2 separate regions of the Homo sapiens genome follow, and region 2 is linked to region 1. The links are chromatin loops, found by intact Hi-C in ENCODE. Cell type or tissue: ascending aorta. All regions are shown on one strand. Each heading gives the region's core, and the rest is flanking DNA. Links, peaks and the distances in the headings are about the cores only.

Region 1 (9,907 bases), core at 684-8,683:
TCGAATAAGTCTGAGAATAATAATACTTTATGACCCAGAAACCTGCCCTAAGTATGTACGCCAGAGAAACTCTTGCCAATATATGGGAAGTATGTACAAATGTCTATATTGCTTATAAAAACAAAACCCAGAAATACTAAAATGTCTACTAACAGTGGAATGGATGTATAATTGGGCATCTATACGTGTATAATTATACATATGTTATAGAATATTAACAAATGTGTAATTATACATATATAGACATATATACAGACATATATATACATACAGAATGTTGTAAGGAATTAAAAATGAAAAAAAAATCCCTCCACACATCAACATAGATGAACCTCCAAAAAATAACATTGAATATAGGAAGCAGGTCATAGAAGGCTATATAGCTGTGAATCCACTTATATAAAGTTCAAAATCAGGCAAAACTAAAATATATTTTAGGAATACATTTAAAGATATTAAAACTCATAAAAAGCAAAAGAATGATTAACTCAAAATACAAGATGTTGGTTTTCTCTGGAGAGAAAGGAAGAGAGGGGCATAGAGGAACTTGCCTCTAAGAGAGTATTAGAGTATTAAGTCTGTTTCTTGTTTTTTGTTTGCTTGTGTTTTTGAGATGGGGTCTCACTCTGTCACCCAGGCTGGAGTGCAGTGGTACGATCTCAGCTCACTGCAACCTCTGCCTCCCAGGCTCAAGCGATGCTCCCACCTCAGCTTCCCAAGTGGCTGGGACTACAGGTGTGCCACTACACCCAGCTAATTTTTGTATTTTTAGTAGAGATGGGGTTTGCCATGTTACCTAGGCTGGCCTTGAACTCCTGGGCTCAAGTAATCCACAGGCCTCAGCCTTCCAAAGTGCTAGGATTACAGATGTGAGCCACCGTGCCTGACTAAGTCTGTTTCTTAAGCCAGATGGTGGTGGGTACAGTGATGTTTGCTTTATTTGAAAAACCGTACATGTATCTTTTATATATGCTTATTTATCTGAAATATTTCACAGTAAAAATTTTTAAAAGATTCTAGAGAGGAGAAGTCTGAGAAGATGAAGGAGTAGGAAGCGCCAGGGATCTGTCTCCCTAGCTAGACAACAATTGCACCGTCAGAATCTGTAAACAGGCTGGGCCCAGTGGCTCAGGCCTGTAATCCCAGCATTTCAGGAGGCCGAGGTGGGTGGATCATCTGAGGTCAGGAGTTTGAGACCAGCCTGGCCAACATGGTGAAACCCTGCCTCTGCTAAAAATACAAAATTAGCTGGCATGGTAGTGCACGCCTATAATCCCAACTACTTGGGAGGCTGAGGCAGGAGAATCCCTTGAACCTGGGAGGGGGAGGTCGCAGTGAGCCAAGATCGCGCCATTGCACTCCAGCCTGAGCAACAAGAGTGAAACTGTCTAAAAAAAACCAGAATCTGTAAACAAAACTTTTACATGCACTGGAAAACCAAAAAATTTGTAGGGCTCACTTTATTGCAACATTGGCTTGGCTTTATTGTGGTTGTCTGGAACCAAACCCACAATATCTCTGAGGTATGCCTGTTTGTTTGTTTATACACAAGGTGTCCCTCTGTGGCTCAGTCTGGAGTGCAGTGGCGCTGTCGCAACCACTGCTCACTGCAGCCTCGACCTTCTGGGCTCAAGTGATCCTCCCACTTCAGCTTCCCAAGCAGCTGGGACTACGGGCACACACCACCACATCTAACTAATTTTTAAATTTTTTGTAGCGATAAAGTCTCCCTATGTCGCTCAGGCTAGTCTCAAACTCCTGGGCTCAAGCCATCCTCCCACTTCAGCCTCCCAAAGTGCTGGGATTACAGGAGTGAGCCACCACACCCGGCCTCGCCTGTGTATTTAATATCACTGAACTGTACACTTAAATATATGTGAATTTCATGATATGCGTATTTTACCACAATAAAAAATTATGAGAAAAAAGCTGTTAGAGAACAACAACAACAACAAAAATAGTAGAGGAAGAACCTTGGCAGTTCTAATTATTCTAGATAGGGCGATGACAGGAACAACCTCAGGCCGCCACAGAGTAACAGGTGACAATACCTTCTACCCTCTCCGGCTGGTTATAACTTATTGGACCATGGAGAATTAATTGAGCCATAGGCGAGGCTATGACAGGGCTGATGGAAAACGATGAGTGGACAAATTATTTATTCTTTGTCAATAATTTGAACTGGGAAATATTGAGATAAGCAGGTGACGGTGGGAACTGAGGCTGAAAGAAAACAGAATTACGGAGCCCCTGAGGAGGGGAAGCATGATGTATAAGTCACACATAAGTCAAATTCCAAGGGAACAGAAGCCATTTGTGAGCAGAAGCTACACGGTAGAGAATGTTCATAGAAAGGAAAGCCCATTCGTGTAGGAAGAGAAACGGACAGACTTCAGGCCTGGAGGCATAGAGTGAAATTCCTTCAACTGCCCAGGCAACCTTTGCTGAAGGCCTTAGATCTGAGCATCCCTGAAGGTTCCGTCTGAGCCCCGGGGCTACCTGGCTCGGGTTCCTGTTTCCTTCTCCTTGGGACCCCTTCATGGACCAATCCATGACCTGCTCCCCAGCCAGTAAGGAAAGTTCTCTCTTCCTTACATACTAAGCCCAACTACTATACAAACAGATTGTTCTTTCCAAAATGTTAAAACTATCTAGAGGGCTCCGGGGCTGGCAGAGATGCAGTAAGCCCACCTCAACTATCTCTCCCATTAACAACAACTAAAAACTCCAGGCAGAATACAAGAGGCCACACTCCCTGAGGGTGCTGAAAAGTTAACTATAGTGGGTGGATTGGGGAAAGAAGTCAAAAGTTGAAGAAATGGCTATGCTTTGTCAAATCTCATAGAAATGTACAGCGGAAAGGGTAAATTTTACTGAAGTTAAAAATTGTTTTTAAAATTGCAGGTGAAAGAGGAAAAAGAATGGGATACGGGTCCAGAAAACCTGGATTCCACAGGCTCAGCTAATTGTTAGTTGCTTATCTTGGTCACTTAACTAAATCTTTTTTTTAAAATTTTATTATTATTATACTTTAAGTTTTAGGGTACATGTGCACAACATGCAGGTTTGTTACATATGTATACATGTGCCATGTTGGTGTGCTGCACCCATTAACTCGTCATTTAGCATTAGGTATATCTCCTAATGCTATCCCTCCCCCTCCCCCACCCCACAACAGTCCCTGGTGTGTGATGTTCCCCTTCCTGTGTCCGTGTGTTCTCATTGTTCAATTCCCACCTATGAGTGAGAACATGTGGTGTTTGTTTTTTTGTCCTTGTGATAGTTTGCTGAGAATGATGGTTTCCAGCTTCATCCATGTCCCTACAAAGGACATGAACTCATCATTTTTTATGGCTGCATAGTATTCCATGGTGTATATGTGCCACATTTTCTTAATCCAGTCTATCATTGTTGGCATTTGGGTTGGTTCCAAGTCTTTGTGAATAGTGCCGCAGTAAACATACGACTTTACTAAATCTTAAAACCAAAAGCCTCCCCTAAACTACCTGAAGGCAAACAAGCAAAGCAAGGCAAGTCAATTTCTATTCAGTTTCTAACTGTGCTATTGAAGACGTTGATCTAAGGAAACTGCCTGAGTAGAAGATACTTCTTCCAGTCCTGATGGATTTTAGAAGCCTGCCTTCTTTCCTATAGCACTGGGGGCCTGGACAGCATGGATAGCAGTGGCTTTTCAAGGGGACCTCGATTGGCTTCTGAAATCCTTTCTGACGTCAGGAAGTGAGAAGACAGCCAGCCAAGTCTCTCCACAGGCAGGTAGCCATTCATAACCTCTCCAAGTCAAGGGCCAATACCCCAAAAGCTTCTCCAGCCTTGGATGTTCATCCATTCTTACCCCTGAACAGTGACTTATACTGGAGAGCATAGTTGTTAAGAGTTTACATTCTGGATTTAGACTGCCTAGGTTTCAATCCCGGATCGTCATTTCCTGTTGCTATGTGGAATCCTATGTCTCAATTTCTTACAGATGAGGATATACACACAGTAACTGTCTTATAGTGTTCTGGTGAGAATTTAATGAGAAAATGCACCCGAAATGCTTACTACAGTGTCTGACACGTGATGAACGATCAATAAATGAACTCAATTATTAATAACCACTGCATAAAACACAAGGCATTCATTTCAGTTACATTCATCTCATTGGCCACTTGGGGGAGCCATACAGCTGTAAAACGAGCAGGTTTCAGGAAAGGTTTATTTTAGAAAAGATTTTTGTTGCTGACTATTAAGAGAGGGAGAGTTAAGGGTTATCTAATTCCACTCGCTTACTTTTACATACAAAGAAACAAAGGTTCAGAGAGGAGAAATGATTTGTTCATAGTCATACAAATAACTGGTCGTGTGAAGGCTAGAGACCATCTTTCCCAATTCATTGACAAATTACTGAATAAAAATCAAGTGTAGTTAAATGCCTACTAGCTTCCAAGCACAGCTAGACTTGGTTTGCTGTGTGTCTGTGTAGAATTTAAAATAATCCTGCCGTTCTCAAATTCTCTGCTGATGAACTTGTGTTGTGCTTTTTTATTTTGTTGAGGCCTGTGCTTAACAAGTAGCAGGGTAACAGACACGGGTAATACATATCATGACATTTGTTGCCTTGTTGTATATAGAGTTCTTATGAAACACAGGCAAACAGGCATTGTTTTTAAGAAACTTACTTACACGTTGAAATAAGGACACACACACACACGCACACGTACATACTCGGTTGATGATCACATTCGATTTCAAAGCTTTCAGTGGCACCTGTAAGAGAAAAATTCTCAAATTTATATTGGCAATCTGGATCTCTCCCCTGAACTTCTAGCTTATTTATCTAACTTCTTATGCAACATTTCCACTTGGAAGCCTATGAGACATCTCATGTTCTCGATATTTAAAGCCAAGTTCCTATCTTCTCTGGTACTTGCTCCTGCAACAGATTTTCCCATTTCAGGTAATGGCAACTCTGTTATCCGTTTACTCAGCCAAAACCTTTGTGTTTCCCTAAACCTCTGCTTTCTCTCCTACTCCACATTACATTCAGCATCAAACATTTGGCTCTCGATTCAGAATGAATCCAGGATCCACCCACTTCTTGCTGCCTCCACCGCTCCCACCACCATCTTACGATGGTTACTGCAACAGCCTCTTAACTGGTCTCTCCTGATCTAACCTTGTCTTCCCTGCACAGTGGCAGAGTGACGCTGTTAAAAATCTTAATAGGGCCGGGCACGGTGGCTCATGCCTGTAGTAATTCCAGCACTTTGGGAGGCTGAGGTGGGCGGATCACAAAGTCAGGAGTTCGAGACCAGCCTGGCCAACATAGTGAAACCCTGTCTCTACTAAAAATACAAAAAAAAAAAAAAAAAAAAATTAGTCAGGTGTGGTGGCAGGCGCCTGTAATCCCAGCTACTTGGGAAGCTGAGGCAAGGAGAATCGCTTGAACCTGGAAGGTGGAGGTTGCAGTGAGCCGAGATCTCCCCACTGTACTCCAGCCTGGGCAAAAGAGTGAGACCCTGTCACACACACAAAAAGAATTCTAATAAGCCATCAAGAGACTCTGTCTCAAAAAGAAAAAAAAAATCTTAATAGTATCAGGCAGCCTCCTGCTCAAAAGCCTGCAATGGCATCTGCTATGGTCTGAATGTTTGTGTGTCCTCCAAATTCAGATATTAAAATCCTAATCTCCAACATAATAATATGACTAGGTAGAGGCTTTAATAGGAAATTAGGTTATAAGAATGGAGCCCTCATAATGGGATTAGTGCCCTTATCAAAGAGACCTTGGGAAGATCCCTGGCCCCTTCTGCTGTGTTAGGACATGGCAAAAAGATGGCCATCTACGAGTCAGGACATGGGCCTGTTATACATGCGGCCTGTTGTTGACTGAAACGTTGCTATGTGATCCATGACTGTATTTCTTTTCTTGTCTAGTTGCCTTGGCTAGAACTTCTGGTAAAATATTAAGTAGAAATGGCTAGAGTGGACATCCCTGGAGGGCAGTGGTGTGATCTCGGCTCATGCGACCTCCGCCTCCCAGGTTCAAGCAGTTCTCCCTGCCTCAGCCTCCTGAGTAGCTGGGATTACAGGTGTGTGCCACCACGCCTGGCCAATTTTGGTATTTTTTAGTAGAGACGGGGTTTCACCATGTTGGCCAGGCTGGTCTTGAACTCCTGACCTCAGGAGATCCGTCCAACTTGGCCTCCCAAAGTGCTGGGATTACAGGCATGAGCCACCACGCCCGGCCAGGAGCTGTGGGTTTTTAGATGTCCTTTATTAGGTTGACTTTATCCCTAGTTTGTTTAGTATTTTTATCATGAAAGCATTTGATTTTGTCGTATGCTTTTTCTGTGTTAAAAGAAAAAACTGTGTCTTCTACACTCACGTTTCTGACACCAAATATGTGGAGGTTTTCCTACACTAAGCCATTCTCCAATGCTCCAGGTATCAACAGGTGTCCTACAGTTCAATGATGACACTGATTACTCAAAGTTAGCACAGACCCCCACAGGTTAAGGGATCGCCTCCACAAGACTGTCCCCAATTCAGATGCCAGTCTCAAGCCCAGGTTGTCACTCAGACGTCTGACCAACGAGCTAGAAATTGAGAGTTCCCATAATCCCCTCCTCATGTTTAATAATTTTGATAGAATGAGTCACAGAACTAAGGAGGGTGCTTCACTTACATTTACTGGTTTACTAGAAAGCCTACTCAGGAACAGACAAATGGAAGAAATGCACAGGGTGAGGTTTGTGGGAAGGAGTGTGGAGCCACTGTGCCCTCTTTATGAAGGCCACCCTCCCACACCTTTCTGTGCTCACTTACCTGGAAGCTTTCCAAACCTCATCATTTAAAGTTTTGTTTTGTTTTGTTTTTTGAGACAGAGTTTCTCTCTGTCGCCCAGGCTGAAGTACAGTGGCGGGATCTCGGCTCACTGTGAACTCCGCCTCCTGGGTTCAAGCGATTCTCCTTGCTTCAGCCTGTAGTTGGGACTACAGGCACGCACCACCATGCCCAGCTAATTTTTGTATTTTTAGTAGAGACGGGGTTTTGCCATGTTGGCCAGGCTGGTCTCAAACTCCTGACCTCAGGTGATCTGCCCACCTCAGCCTCCCAAAGTGCTGGGATTACAGGCGTGAGCCACTGCACCCGGCCTCATGGAGGTTTTCTTACTATTACTTTGGTCTTTTGTGTTACTATTACCACAGCTATGTTTAAAGTATTCATCTTTGCCTATTTCACCTACCATGGAAAACATGGGCTGGGTGCCGTGGCTCACGCCTGTAATCCCAGCACTTTGGGAGGCCGAGGCGGGCGGATCACCTGAGGTCAGGAGTTTGAGACCAGCCTGGCCAACATGGCGAAACCCGTCTCTACTAAAAATACAAAAATTAGCCAGATGTGGTGGTGGGCACCTTTAATCCTAGCTACTTGGGAGGCTGAGGCAGGAGAATCGCTTCAACCTGGGAGGCGGAGGTTGCAGTGGTCCAAGATCATGCCACTGCCCTCCAGCCTGGGTGACAGAGCAAGACTCTGTCTCAAAAAAAAAAAAAAAAAAAGTTTATATGGAGGCTTCATGACATAGGCATGATTGGTTAATTATTGGCCACTGAAGATGAGGTCAAATTTTCACCCCCACTTCCCTCCCCAGAGGCTACAGTTGGGGCTAAAAGTTCCAACCCTCTAATCACGTGGTTGGTTCCTCTAGCAACCAGCTCTGCTCCTCCGAGGGTCTCCTGATTAGCATCAATTCAGGTATAGTTGAAAGGGGCTTATTATAAATAGCAAAGCTTTATTTTTACTCTTATCACTAAGGAAATTCCAAGGATTTTAGGAGCTCTGTGCTAGGAACAGGAGATGAAAACCAAATATACGTTCCTTATTATATCACAATATCACATGTATCTATGGAGATAATCATGTACTTTTGTCCTATGTTTTATTAATGTGATGTATTATCCTAATTGAATTTGGATGCTATGCCAACTTGCATTGTGGGGATAAATCTCACTTGATCATGGTGTATAATAACTTTTATACATTGCTAGGTTTGATTTGATAGTACTTTTTGGGAGGGAGATTTTTGTAAGCAATTTATAAGGTACATTGATAGATTGCTTTCTTTTCCTGTCATGTTTTGTCTGGTTTTGGTATTAGGATAACACTGATCTCATTGAATAAATTGGGAAGTGTTTCCTATTCCTATTTTTTGGAAGAGTGTCTCTGTGTGTGTGTGTGTGTGTGTGTGTGTGTGTGTGTGTATTTGTATTTGTATTCTTGGGTCTATAACATATAGAAATATAATATATTTGACAATAACAGTACAAAGGAGATGGGTGATAATAAAACTGTATTGATATTAATTCTTTAATTATTTGGTTGAATTCAGCAGTGAAATAACCTTGTCATAAACTTTTCCTTTTGAGAACTTTTTTTGATCACTAATTCTATCTCTTTACCTGTTATAGGTCTACTCGTATTTACCATTTCTTTTTGTGTCAGTTTTTATAGCTTGTATCTTTCTAGGAGTTTGTCTATCTCATTGAAATGATCGAATTTGTTGGCATACATTGTTCATAATATTCACCTATAATCCATTTTATTTTGGTAATGTCATTGGTAATGTTGTTTCTTTTATTCCTGACTCTACTAATTCAAGTCTTTTCTCCTTTTTTAAAGTCAGTCTAGTTAAAGGTTTGTCAATTTTGTTGAACTTCTAAAGGGCGAACTTTTGTCTCATTGATCTTTCTCTGCTGTTTTTTGTCTTTATTTGATTTGATTGGGCTCTAATATTTATTATATCTTCGTATCTGCTTGCTTTGAGTTTGGTTTGATCTTCTTTTTCTCCTTCTTAAGGTGGAGGCTTAGCTTATTGATCTGGTATTTTTCTTCTTTATGAATATAGGCATTTACAGTTACAATTTCCCTTTAAGCCTGGCTTTAGTTATGTCACATAAGTTTTGATATGTCATGTTTTTGTTTTTATTCACCCTGAACTATTTTCTAATTTGCATGGTTTCTCCTTTGACTCATTAGCCATTTAATAGTGTTGTTTATTTTCCGTGTACTTAGGCGTTTTCTGTCTCCTTATGTTATTGATGTCTAATTTCATTCCACTGTGTTCAGAAAACATGCTTTATATGATTTCAATTTTCTTATATTTAATGAAGCGTGTTTTATGGGCTACCATATGGTCTATTCTGGATAATGTTCTATGTGCATTTGTGAAGAACATGTATTCTGCTGTAGCTGGATGGAGGAGGGTTCTATAGATGTCTAATGAGTCTAGTTGATTTGTGTGTTTTGGGGCTCTGTTAGGTGCATTGTAAGTTTATAATGGTAATATTTTCCTTTTGGATGGATGCTTTCATTATTGTAAAATATCTTGTTTTATCTCTAGTAACATATTTTTTTAAAGGCTATTTTATCTGTTATTATGTGGCTACTCCAGCTCTCTCATGGTTGCTATTACGTGGTGTATATTTTTTCATTCTTTTGTAAACTATTTGTATCTTTGAATCTAAAGTATGTCTCCTGTGGTTGGATCATATAGTTATATCTTGTTTTTTAAAAATCTAATCTGGCAATCTCTGTCTTTTGATTGAATTGCTTAATCCATTTTCTAATTATACACTTATTAATATAACTTAATTTATGTCTGATATTTTTCTTATTTTTATTTGAGACAGAGTCTCACTTTATCACCCAGGCTGGAGTGCAGTGGTGCAATCTTGGCTTACTGCAGCCTTGACCTCCCAGGCTCAAGTGATCCTCCTGCCTCAACCCCCAAAGCTGGGACTACAGGTGCGTGCCACCACACATGGCTAATTTTTGTATTTTTTTGTAGAGGCAGGGTTTCACTGTGTTGCCCAGGCTGGTCTCAAACTCCTGAGCTCAAGCAGTC
Region 2 (9,907 bases), core at 517-8,516, 820 kb after region 1:
TGTGAAACAATCCATTCCTTTGGGTCAAAAGTGAGCCAGCATGCAGCCATGAGAAGGTGCAATGGTTTGAGTGTCATTGGTTTGTCCCCAGACCTCATGTGGAAACGTGCTCCCTAGTATGGCGGTTTTGGGAGGCGGGGCCTAGTGGAAGGCGTTTGGGCTACAGGGACGGACCCTCCTGAGTGGCTTGGAGCTGCAGTAGTAAGTACTGGCTCTCAGGAGACTGCATTACTTCTCAAGGGAATGGATTTGTTCCCAGGAGAGGGGGGTTGTTATAAAGCCAGAGTGCAGCTCAGGTTATCCCGTCTTCACAAGCGTCCACTTCCTACTTGCGCTCCTCTGCCACGTTATGATGCAGCATGGAAGCCTTCACTGGAAGCTAGGGCCGTGACCTTCAATTCTCAGCCCGCAGAACCGTGAACTAAATACACCTCTTTTCTTGATAAATTACCCAGTCTCACATATTCTTTTATAATAACAAAACACAGACTAAGACAGATGGGTAAGCAACATAGTTCTATCCAGCTTCCCAGGAGGGGGACTGGCAGGCCCCTGGCAACCGCTCTGAAACAAAGGACTTCGCACCAGTGTGGGACCCACAGGCTATCTGTCACCAAAAGGCTAAGAAGAACAAATAAATTCTCCAGTCCTTTCTTCAAAAGAATTGCTGTAATTCTTTTACATTTAAAAAATGACATTTCTTTATGCTGGGAACTGTCATTTATTTCAAGAGAACAGTGTGTGCCTTGCATCCAGCTCTCACTGCAAGACCATGCACTTCGGTCGCATCCTCCCAGCCCTACCAGGTAGGAAATGCTCTGCTTCCCAAGGGGGAAACAGGCTCAGACGCCCAGGTCTCCAGTGAAGATGGTAAGAGGCAGGGTCAGGATTCAAATCCAGGGAGACCCGATGGTTCCAAAGCCTGTGCCCGGCCCTCAGCCTCAGTTGAGTGACGTGGCCAAGATCCTCCATGGATTTGCATCCGCAAAGCCAGGACTAGATCTCTGCCAGCCAAGTCCCTGCTCAGAGCTCTTTCCACAGGTGTTCACTAAAACGTTTCACTCAGTGCGTGCCTTGCCAAGAATGCCTGGGTGCCATCGCCAAATGCTCTGATTGGGTGGGATGGGGCACAGGAATTGGGATTTTTTTTTTTGAGACGGAGTCTCACTCTGTCGTCCAGGCTGGAGCGCAGTGGCACGACCTTGGCTCACTGCAAGCTCCGCCTCCCGGGTTCTCGCCATTCTCCTGCCTCAGTCTCCCGAGTAGCTGGGACTACAGGCGCCCGCCGCCACGCCCAGCTAATTTTTGTATTTTTAGTAGAGACGGGGTTTCATCATGTTAGCCAGGATGGTCTCGATCTCCCGACCTCGCGATCCACCTGCCTCGGCCTCCCGAAGTGCTGGGATTACAGGTGTGAGCCACCGCGCCCAGCCAGGAATTGGGATTCTTAAACTCCCCAAAGCCCCCTCCTCCAATGACTATAATTCTAATGTAGAGCTGAGTAGAGAAGCCCTGGATTAGACTGAAAAGCCAGGTTAGAATGCGCCCCACCAGCACTCCACTTAATGCTAGGAAAACAGCAGCAGGGGCAGAGCCCAGGAAAGAAAGGCTGCTCTGTGGGCTCCCACTCACCTGCTGGGGCTGGGCCGTCCTGCGCACTCCTCCTGTACTCCTGCACGCTCTGCTGGAAGTTGGGAAGCTGCAGCGCCTCAACTATGAATTCCTCAGGATTGCAAGTAATAATGGCATCCCTGCAGGAAGAGAGAGAAGCATCTCAGGTGACGGACAGGGTATATGGCCTCAGCAGACCCCATTGGGGATGTCCAGAATAAATTCAGGGGGACAATCTGCAGGAAGTTCCTTCAGATCAACACTGAAGGTTAAGTGACTAGGATCTGGGGCAGGTCTGCTCCACCGCCTTTTGGATGCTGCATCGCTCTGCCTCAGGGCCAGTCAACGGGGAACTACTGATGCTCAGGGCAAGACAGTTTTTTTCTGTGGCCAGTGCTGCTGTCCTGGTGCAGTACCCCTGACCTCTACCCACTAGCAGCACCACTACCCACCTCCTAGGCTGTGACAACCAAGAACGTTTCCAGATGTTGCCAAATGTCCTCTGAGGGGTCAATGGTCCGAGCTGAGAAGCAGGGGCCCTAGAGGAGTGACTCTGAAACTCATGTTCACACCCAGGAACCTTGGCAAAACGCAGAAGCCAGTTCGGCAGCTCTGCAGTGAGGCCTGAGATCCCACTTTCCTAGCAAGCCCCAGATCACACGGAGTGGCAACTCCTTGGACAGGCGGCTCTTCAACCTCGCTGAGCATTAAAATCATCTGGGAGCTTGTGAGTCCCAAGCCTAACTCTCAAGATTCTAATTCACTAGGTCTAGGGCAGGCCCTGTGCAATATTTTTCACAAGCACAAGGTAAATCTGAATGTCGGCTAGGGCTGTGTATCGCTGCTGTGTGTTAAGAGCCTGCGCAGATGCCAACAAAGGGACACCAGGTTCTTCAACCCCGTGATGTTGCCTGTGGGCCCGAGTCTTGCTAGTATAGTCTCTTAAAGGGCCCCAACTACCCAACCTCAACAGCACACAGCATCCAGTCATAATCCAGCACATGCTCTATTCTAATACAAATACTGTGGAGTGGGCAGGAAACTTAAAATCAAGGTTCAGATCCTTAAAAATTAAAACAGGCCGGGCACGGCTCACGCCTGTAATCCCAACACTTTGGGAGGCTGAGGTGGGTGGATCACCTGAGGTCAGGAGTTCGAGACCAGCCTGCCAACATGGTGAAACCCGTCTCTGCTAAAATTACAAAAAATTAGCCGGGCGTGGTAGCAGGCGCCTGTAATTCCAGCTATTCGGGAGGCTGGGGCAGGAGAAATGCTTGAACCCGGGAGGCGGAGGTTGCAGTGAGCTGAGATCACGCCATTGCACTCCAGCCTGGGCAACAAGAGTGAAACTCCGTCTCAAAAAAATAAATAAATAAATAAAATAAATAAATTAATTAATTAAAATAAAGATGTGGGGCAGTAAGGCTGTTCACTTTCCTGGTTGGATTGTACTGGAAGAGGCTTTCAAGATGGCATCTTACATTTATCAAGTACCTTAACAAGTCTCACACTCTGGGCCAGTAATCCCACATTTAGGAATGACTTGAAGGGAACAGAGTTCCCATCAAAGATTTATATATAAGACATTTATTGTTTCATTCATTAAAAACAACAAAAAATTGGAAACATCCCAAATGAGTAAACATCCCTATTTGGAATACCAATAAAAATCTTGTTACTTAAGACTGTTTAGTGATACAGGAAAAGACTGACAATATAAACCCACATACACAAATCAAGAAACACAAAATGTTATCAATCATTATCTCTGGGCAACAGGATTATGGGTGACTTTGTTCATCACACATTTCCTATTTTCTATACTGTGAAACACACGAGCTCTATCACTGCTATTCCCATGCAAGGCAATTTTGGAAAAGGAGAACTACTGGCCCCAATCCGCCCACCTCAACCCAGCCTGGAGTAGGCTGCTTTTCTAAATAAATTCACGCTGGCACACAGCCAAGCCCATTCATTAGCTTATTGTCCGTGTTTCTTTTGTGCTCAAAGCGGAGTTGAATAGTTACAACAGAGACCATATGGTCTGGAGAGCCTCCTGGAACATTTACTATGTGGCTATTTACAGAAATGTTTCCCAACTCGACTGAGACGATTCCATTAGTTCAAGATGGCACAGACCTCTGCCACTCCCTCCTGGGACGGAGCTGGTACTTGAGGAGGCATTCACCCTGAACCATGGGCACACTGAGGGTGGGGCCCTCCTTCTGAAAGAGACAAAACACATTCATGGAGAGAAAGAGAGGGGACGAGAGCTGGGCCGACAAGGGGCCGGTCTGAGACACTACCTTACAGCGGAAACTGGTGAGCAGGGGGAAGATGTCCGGGTGGATGAGGTTGAGCTGGGTTTGAATCTTGTGGCTGCGAAGGTTGTGAACTGAGGCACAGTTCTCATTCAGGACCAAGTGCTGGGTGTCAGGCCCAAACCTGTGAAGAAACAGACCCGGCATTTGCAGCGTCTGTTAGGAGGCAGCTCCCCCTGAGGAGTGGTGCTGAGCTCAGGAGTGGTAATGAGGATGAGGTGTTCAAACAGTTCAGTGACTTGCCCCAAGCAGTGTTACTACATGGCCAAACATGGTCCCACTCCTGCTGTCTCAAAGCCCGGTGTTCCCTAGCTCAGCTGCCTTTCAGGTGTGCTGGGAAGAGTGAGAGGAAAAACAAGAAAAAGAAGATGTCCAGGGCATACAAATAGGGGACCCAAACCCTGAGGAATGAAAGAGACAGCAGGAGAGCAGGCCATGGAGTGAGGGGCAGGTAAACGGGCCATGTGGGGAGATACGGGCAGGGGCCAAAAAGCAGCCCAAGGTCACCCCGCACCCGAGCTCAACTCATACTCCTCCACCTGGCCCTGGCCAGCGATGCCCCGAGGAAAAAGATGCCTTCCAGTGACTAAACATCTACCTCCCAGGGCTGCTGGCGACGACCCTAGAGGAAATGAAGTGAAATGAAGGGTATTTCACACACTGCCTCCCACAAAGTGGGCATTCAGTAAATGGAAGCTATCATTTTATAGCTGCAATCTCTTCTTTGGAATTCACTTATGGAATCCTCAACCAAACGGCAGTATTTGTTCAGACACCCTGAAGAGTGTGGAGGGTGTAAAATAAATGGAATCGTGTGGACACTGCGCCACCTAGCGGTGCATTTTCTTCACGAGTGTAGCACAGATCTGGGAAGCCTAGAATTCTGGGAAGGCAGGAATCCCACAGAAAGTTTAGGCAGGTGCAGAAGGGTAGGTAGCGCTGGAAAGAGCACGAGGGGAGGAAAGGGGAATCCACCACTGCCCAGAAGAGTTACCCCAAGTGCCGCTGGGCTGGGCTCCATACCTCTCCATCCACTGCTGGTACCTGCTGTCCACAAGCACAGATGCTGGGGCCATGTGAACCACCAAGGCCACGGGGGCATCTGCCTTTCCTTGGTACCTGGGCAGAAGAGTGGGGCTTTACAAAGTGATGCAGACTCAGGACACACCAAGACAGGGACCACGCAGCCAGGGAGGGGTATCGTGCGGCCCTCTGCAGCACTGCAGTGAGCTGACAGCCTCCACGCCCAGGCCATGCTCTCACAGCAGGCTGCTCACGGCAGACCCCGGTGCTGGGCCATTTCCAATGGACGTGGGATTCCTGTATCTGGCAAGCTCTGCTCTGGGCTTTCCAGTAGGCCTGGCTGATCCTTTCTCAGCACTGCACTTCCTTCCTACCCTCTCCACTCATACGGGTCCAACCTGCAAAGCCAGACCCAGGCTCTCCCTGCCTCCTCCTGCTCCCTCTCTCCTTCCTCTCTCACAGTCAAATTTCCTCGAATAAACCTCCTGCACCTCCAATGCCACCCTGGTGTCTGCCTTCCAGAGGACCTGAGACACAGGCACGAGAAATGAAAATCATCTGAAATTTCACCACCTGGACAACAGACCACTTACTAACATGCTGATGTGTTTCCCTCCAGTTCCCTTTAAAAAGAAATATACACAGTAGCTATTTTTATCTATCCCAGCATCATCACACATCCACACATGGCTCTCAAATGACACCTGATTCATTGAAGAGGTTTTGCTGCCCAAAACTGGATTAAAATACAAAGCCGGGGCTACCAGCGCATCCAAATTCACCCACAGAGAATAAAGCAGACCATGAAACAACTCCTAACGCTCTGACTCGGAAGGGGTACAGCAGCCCAAAAGGATTTGTTGTGGTAAGTAGAAAAAAACAAGTGAAAAAATACAGATAGATACAAACTAGGAACAGGAAAAATACAGGTAAACCATTAAGAGTGGGGGAAAAGATTCAAACTCAGATAGGTGGGTCAAAGATGATTCCATCTGGAATGAAAGCTGAACCGCAAAACTGGTTAACTTCGATAGAGGACAACAACAGAGTGGCAGTTAGCCCAAAAGACATTCCCCAGCTGTGAGTCCATCCCATAACACGGACTCTTGACCACGACAGTCTCACACACTCTGACCCACCTCATTTGTTTCAATGCAGGTAATGGAAGAAAATTAATTCAGTTCAAAATAATCCAAATGATAATCTGGGGCATTAGTTAGAATTCAAAAAAGTTCTAGAATTTCTTCTGGTATAAGAGCTGTAAGAGTTCTAGTTGAATTTCTAGTCCTCAGTTGTTTCTAGTTTTCAATCTTTTCTAATTTCACTTTGAGGCTGTGTACACCGGAGCCCACCAACTACCAACAGTGACTTAAGGCAGGAGTGCCGGCCTCTGAACTGTAAACCCAGATAGTGGTCTTCCCAGAAACACAGCTCTTGCCACAAGATGCCCATGTCGATGCTGGGCTGGGTTTCAGCTCTCACTTCTCCCACCCTAGAGACCCCTCATTACCTCTGAAAGGTGGCATTCTCACAGATGGGTTGAATGAAGCTTTCATCTGGACATTCTACCACCACAAAAGCAGCACCAGGATCTGGAGGAGTACACAGCTCTTCAGCCAAAATCTGCAAAACCAAATAAGCCCGCCCACTGGGGGTCACAGCTCAGCCACCAAACTGAACTGCCTTCAAGGCAACTGCTAACATGACATATCCTATCCAGTGAGCTGAGAGGTAAACAAAGCACAAAACCAACTTTACACATCACCATCAACACCCTTCTGGTCTCTTTGTGGATACCTAAACAGGTAACTGTCAGGTTGAGGCACTTCAGGCCTACACTGGCCAGGAAAGGAGGCTTGGCATTAAGGTTTTCTTCAGTCTGTGGCCACTGGTCCTAATGTCCTCAGAAGTCAGAGGAAATATCTTGACATAGAATACTGTGGCATTCCTCTGGACCATAAACCCCAGGCCCATCCATATGGGGTCTGTTGTTAGACACTGTCCTGAGCTCAAGTACCAAGGAAAGCATGCACCCTTTAAGGAGGACGGTGACTAGATCCTAAATGGACAATCTACAAAAATGCTCGAATGCAGCCGTGTTGACATGCGGGACAAACACAGATAAAAGAGGCCATTTTATCACTTAGCTGAGTGATGTCCAAACTGTTCCACGTCCTTCAAAAGTGGTGTCTGTAGGGCCTGAAGAAGACAGACTCTGCCCAGCATTTCAGACCCTACCTGTAACTGCTGAATCAAGAAAACCAGGCATCTCACCTCTCTTCCTTCATGAGTGATGCTTTTCCCGTCCTTGACAGCAGCAATGATGGGAGCGATGGCAGCTGTCCCACTGAAATGAAGAGGCAAGGCCTCTGTGAAATGTGATTTCCTTAAGTGGACAGGTGTACCCAGTGAGTCCCCAGAAGCCTTACCCCCCACACTCACACTGGGAGGCCCATCTCCTTTGCTTTGAGCACCAAGAAGTTTCCTCTCTTTAAGTGAAGCTGCAACAAAGAGAACATAGATGTGATCTTAGGGGCTAATGAAGAAGGTTGGTTTTAATCAATTTTCTTAGAAGTGTATTTTTCTAGATTAAAAAAAAATAATAATGTTGGCCAGGCACGGTGGCTCACGCCTGTAATTCCAGTACTTTCGGAGGCTGAGGCGGGCAGATCACCTGAGGTCAGGAGTTTGAGACCAGCCTGACCAACGTGGAGAAACCCCGTCTCTACTAAAAATACAAAATTGGCCAGGCGTGGTGGCACGTGCCTGTAATCCCAGCAACTCAGGAAGCTGAGGCAGGAGAATCGCTTGAACCCAGAGGCGGATGTTGCAGTGAGCCGAGATCGCGCCATTGCACTCCAGCCTAGGCAACAAAAGCGAAAGTCTGTCTCAAAAAAAAAAATAAAAAATAAAATGATGTTGTTTCCTTACAATTCATTAAAATGCGTTTATTGCTTTCAGAAGGTATACCATATTCTGAAGAAGTCATTTATTGTCAAATGCTTTAGTACTAAAAGCCAAAATGACTTAAATCAGTGTTTTATTTCCCAGCATTAACTCATTATAAATTTAATAAAATGTAATTCAATATGAAAGTTAATAAATATCCTTCAAGTATCATTGAGGAGAAACACTGTTCTGTCATTCTACATTCCTCAATTAATAGCTAAAGGAATGTCACCAGAGCGTTGCCTAACAGAGCAACCAGCAAGCAAACTGCCATGTAACATAATATTTCAATGACAGTGATAGGCTAACAAAAGCATGGATGATTTTTATTTCTCTTGTATTTTTCAATTATGTGGCAATATAATGTCACTGCTTTTATCTTGGAGATAAATTATAATAAAAAATCTCTAATAGCCAGGCACAGCGGCTCATGCCTGTAATCCCAGCACTTTGGGAAGCCGAGGCGGGTAGATCATGAGGTCAGGAGATCAAGACCACCCTGGCTAAGACGGTGAATCCCTGTCACTACTAAAAATACAAAAAATTAGCCGGGTGTGGTGACGTGCGCCTGTAGTCCCAGCTACTCGGGAGGCTGAGGCAGGAACCCAGGAGGCGGAAGATTGCAGTGACCCGAGATCGTGCCACTGCACTCCAGCCTGGGCGACAGAGTGAGACTCTGTCTCAAAAAAAGAAAAAGAAAAAAAAAAAAACCCTAATATGCTATTACATTAGAAAGGCAAACAATAATTCTACCAGAAAACTTCACAATCATTTTATAGGAAAAAAAAAATTTCACACAAACAGAAAAATGTCAGAAATGACATGTAGGCCTTTGAGTGCTAAATGACATTTGATTTCCATTTTCTCCTTTAAATCTTCATCAACTGTGCATCTTCTTTTAACTCTCTGAAGTTAAAGAGTTACTCGTAGGGCTGAGTCTCAAATTTGGATCTGAAATCCTTATTCTCAGGGTTGTAGAATTTTCCATCTTAAAAAATATCATCCTAGATGAAGGATTACAGCTTCAGTGTGCACATCACACAGTGATGATTGATGGCTGACATCTTTAGATAACTAACAACCATGTCACGACCCAACATTCTCTCCACACACCCAAACGGGTTTGAGGATGGCAACTAAATGTCTCTAATGTTTAAAAGGTACTTGCTGTTGGGGGCAGTGGCTCACGCCTGTAATCCCAGCACTTTGGGAGGCTGAAGCAGGAGGATCATTTGAGGTCAGAAATTCAAGACCAGCCTGGCCAACATGGTGAAACCCCGTCTCTACTAAAAACACAAAAATTAGCCAAGTGTGGTGGCGGGCACCTGAAGTCCCAGCTACTCGGGAAGCTGATGCATGAGAATCACTTGAGCCTGGGAGGAGGAGGTTGCAGTGAGCTAAGATTGCGCCACCGCACTCCAGCCTGGGCAACACAGAAAGACTCCGTCTCAAAAATAAATAAATAAATAAAATAAATAAAAGGTAATTGAAGGCTGGGCATGGTGGTTCACTCCTGTAACCCCAGCACTTTAGGAGGCTGAGGAAGGCAGATCACTTGAGGTCAGGAGTTCGAGACTAGCCTGGCCAACATGGCGAAACCCTGTGTCTACTAACAATACAAAAATTAGCCGGGCATGGTGGCAGGCACCTGTGATCCCAGCTACACGGGAGGCTGAGGCAAGGAATCACTTGAACCTGGAAGGCAGAGGTTGCAGTAAGTCGAGATGGCAACACTGCACTCCAGCCTGGGCAACAGAGCGAGACTCCATCTCAGAAAAACAAAACAAACAAAGAAACATAAAGGCTGGTCATGATGGCTCACGCCTGTAATCCCAGCACTTTGGGAGGCCAAGGCAGGCGGATCAGGAAATCAAGAGATCCAGACCATCCTGGCCAACATGGTGAAACCCCGTCTCTACTAAAAAAATACAAAAATTAGCTGGGCATGGTGGTGCGCTCCTGTAGTCCCAGCTACTCGGGAGGCTGAGGCAGGAGAACTGCTT

What was found. Hi-C counts contacts between places; a loop is a spot of excess contacts. Peaks named below come from ENCODE experiments on the same cell type or tissue, not always from the same donor. Only the 100,000 strongest peaks of a DNase experiment are listed, where the experiment ranks them.
Region 2: it touches region 1 in a loop (9-fold over the local background); 68 of 110 quality-filtered maps call a loop at or near these places.

Annotation. Positions count from the first base shown.
Region 1 is chr17:12,176,693-12,186,599 of GRCh38, forward strand. No RefSeq gene overlaps it. Among named protein-coding and RNA genes, the nearest start is that of MIR744, 100 kb to the left of the region's middle. In ascending aorta, for the core only: a CTCF peak has its summit at 4,140 (motif pointing right); a DNase peak (open chromatin) is centred at 4,168; H3K4me3 peaks cover 809 bases; H3K27ac peaks cover 923 bases.
Region 2 is chr17:12,998,524-13,008,430 of GRCh38, forward strand. ELAC2 (elaC ribonuclease Z 2) reads right to left here. Exons shown (of 24, transcript NM_018127.7): 9 at 7,398-7,456; 10 at 7,230-7,302; 11 at 6,466-6,578; 12 at 4,956-5,051; 13 at 3,918-4,056; 14 at 3,751-3,836; 15 at 1,633-1,751. Among named protein-coding and RNA genes, the nearest start is that of ELAC2, 15 kb to the right of the region's middle. In ascending aorta, for the core only: a CTCF peak has its summit at 4,758 (motif pointing left); a DNase peak (open chromatin) is centred at 4,768.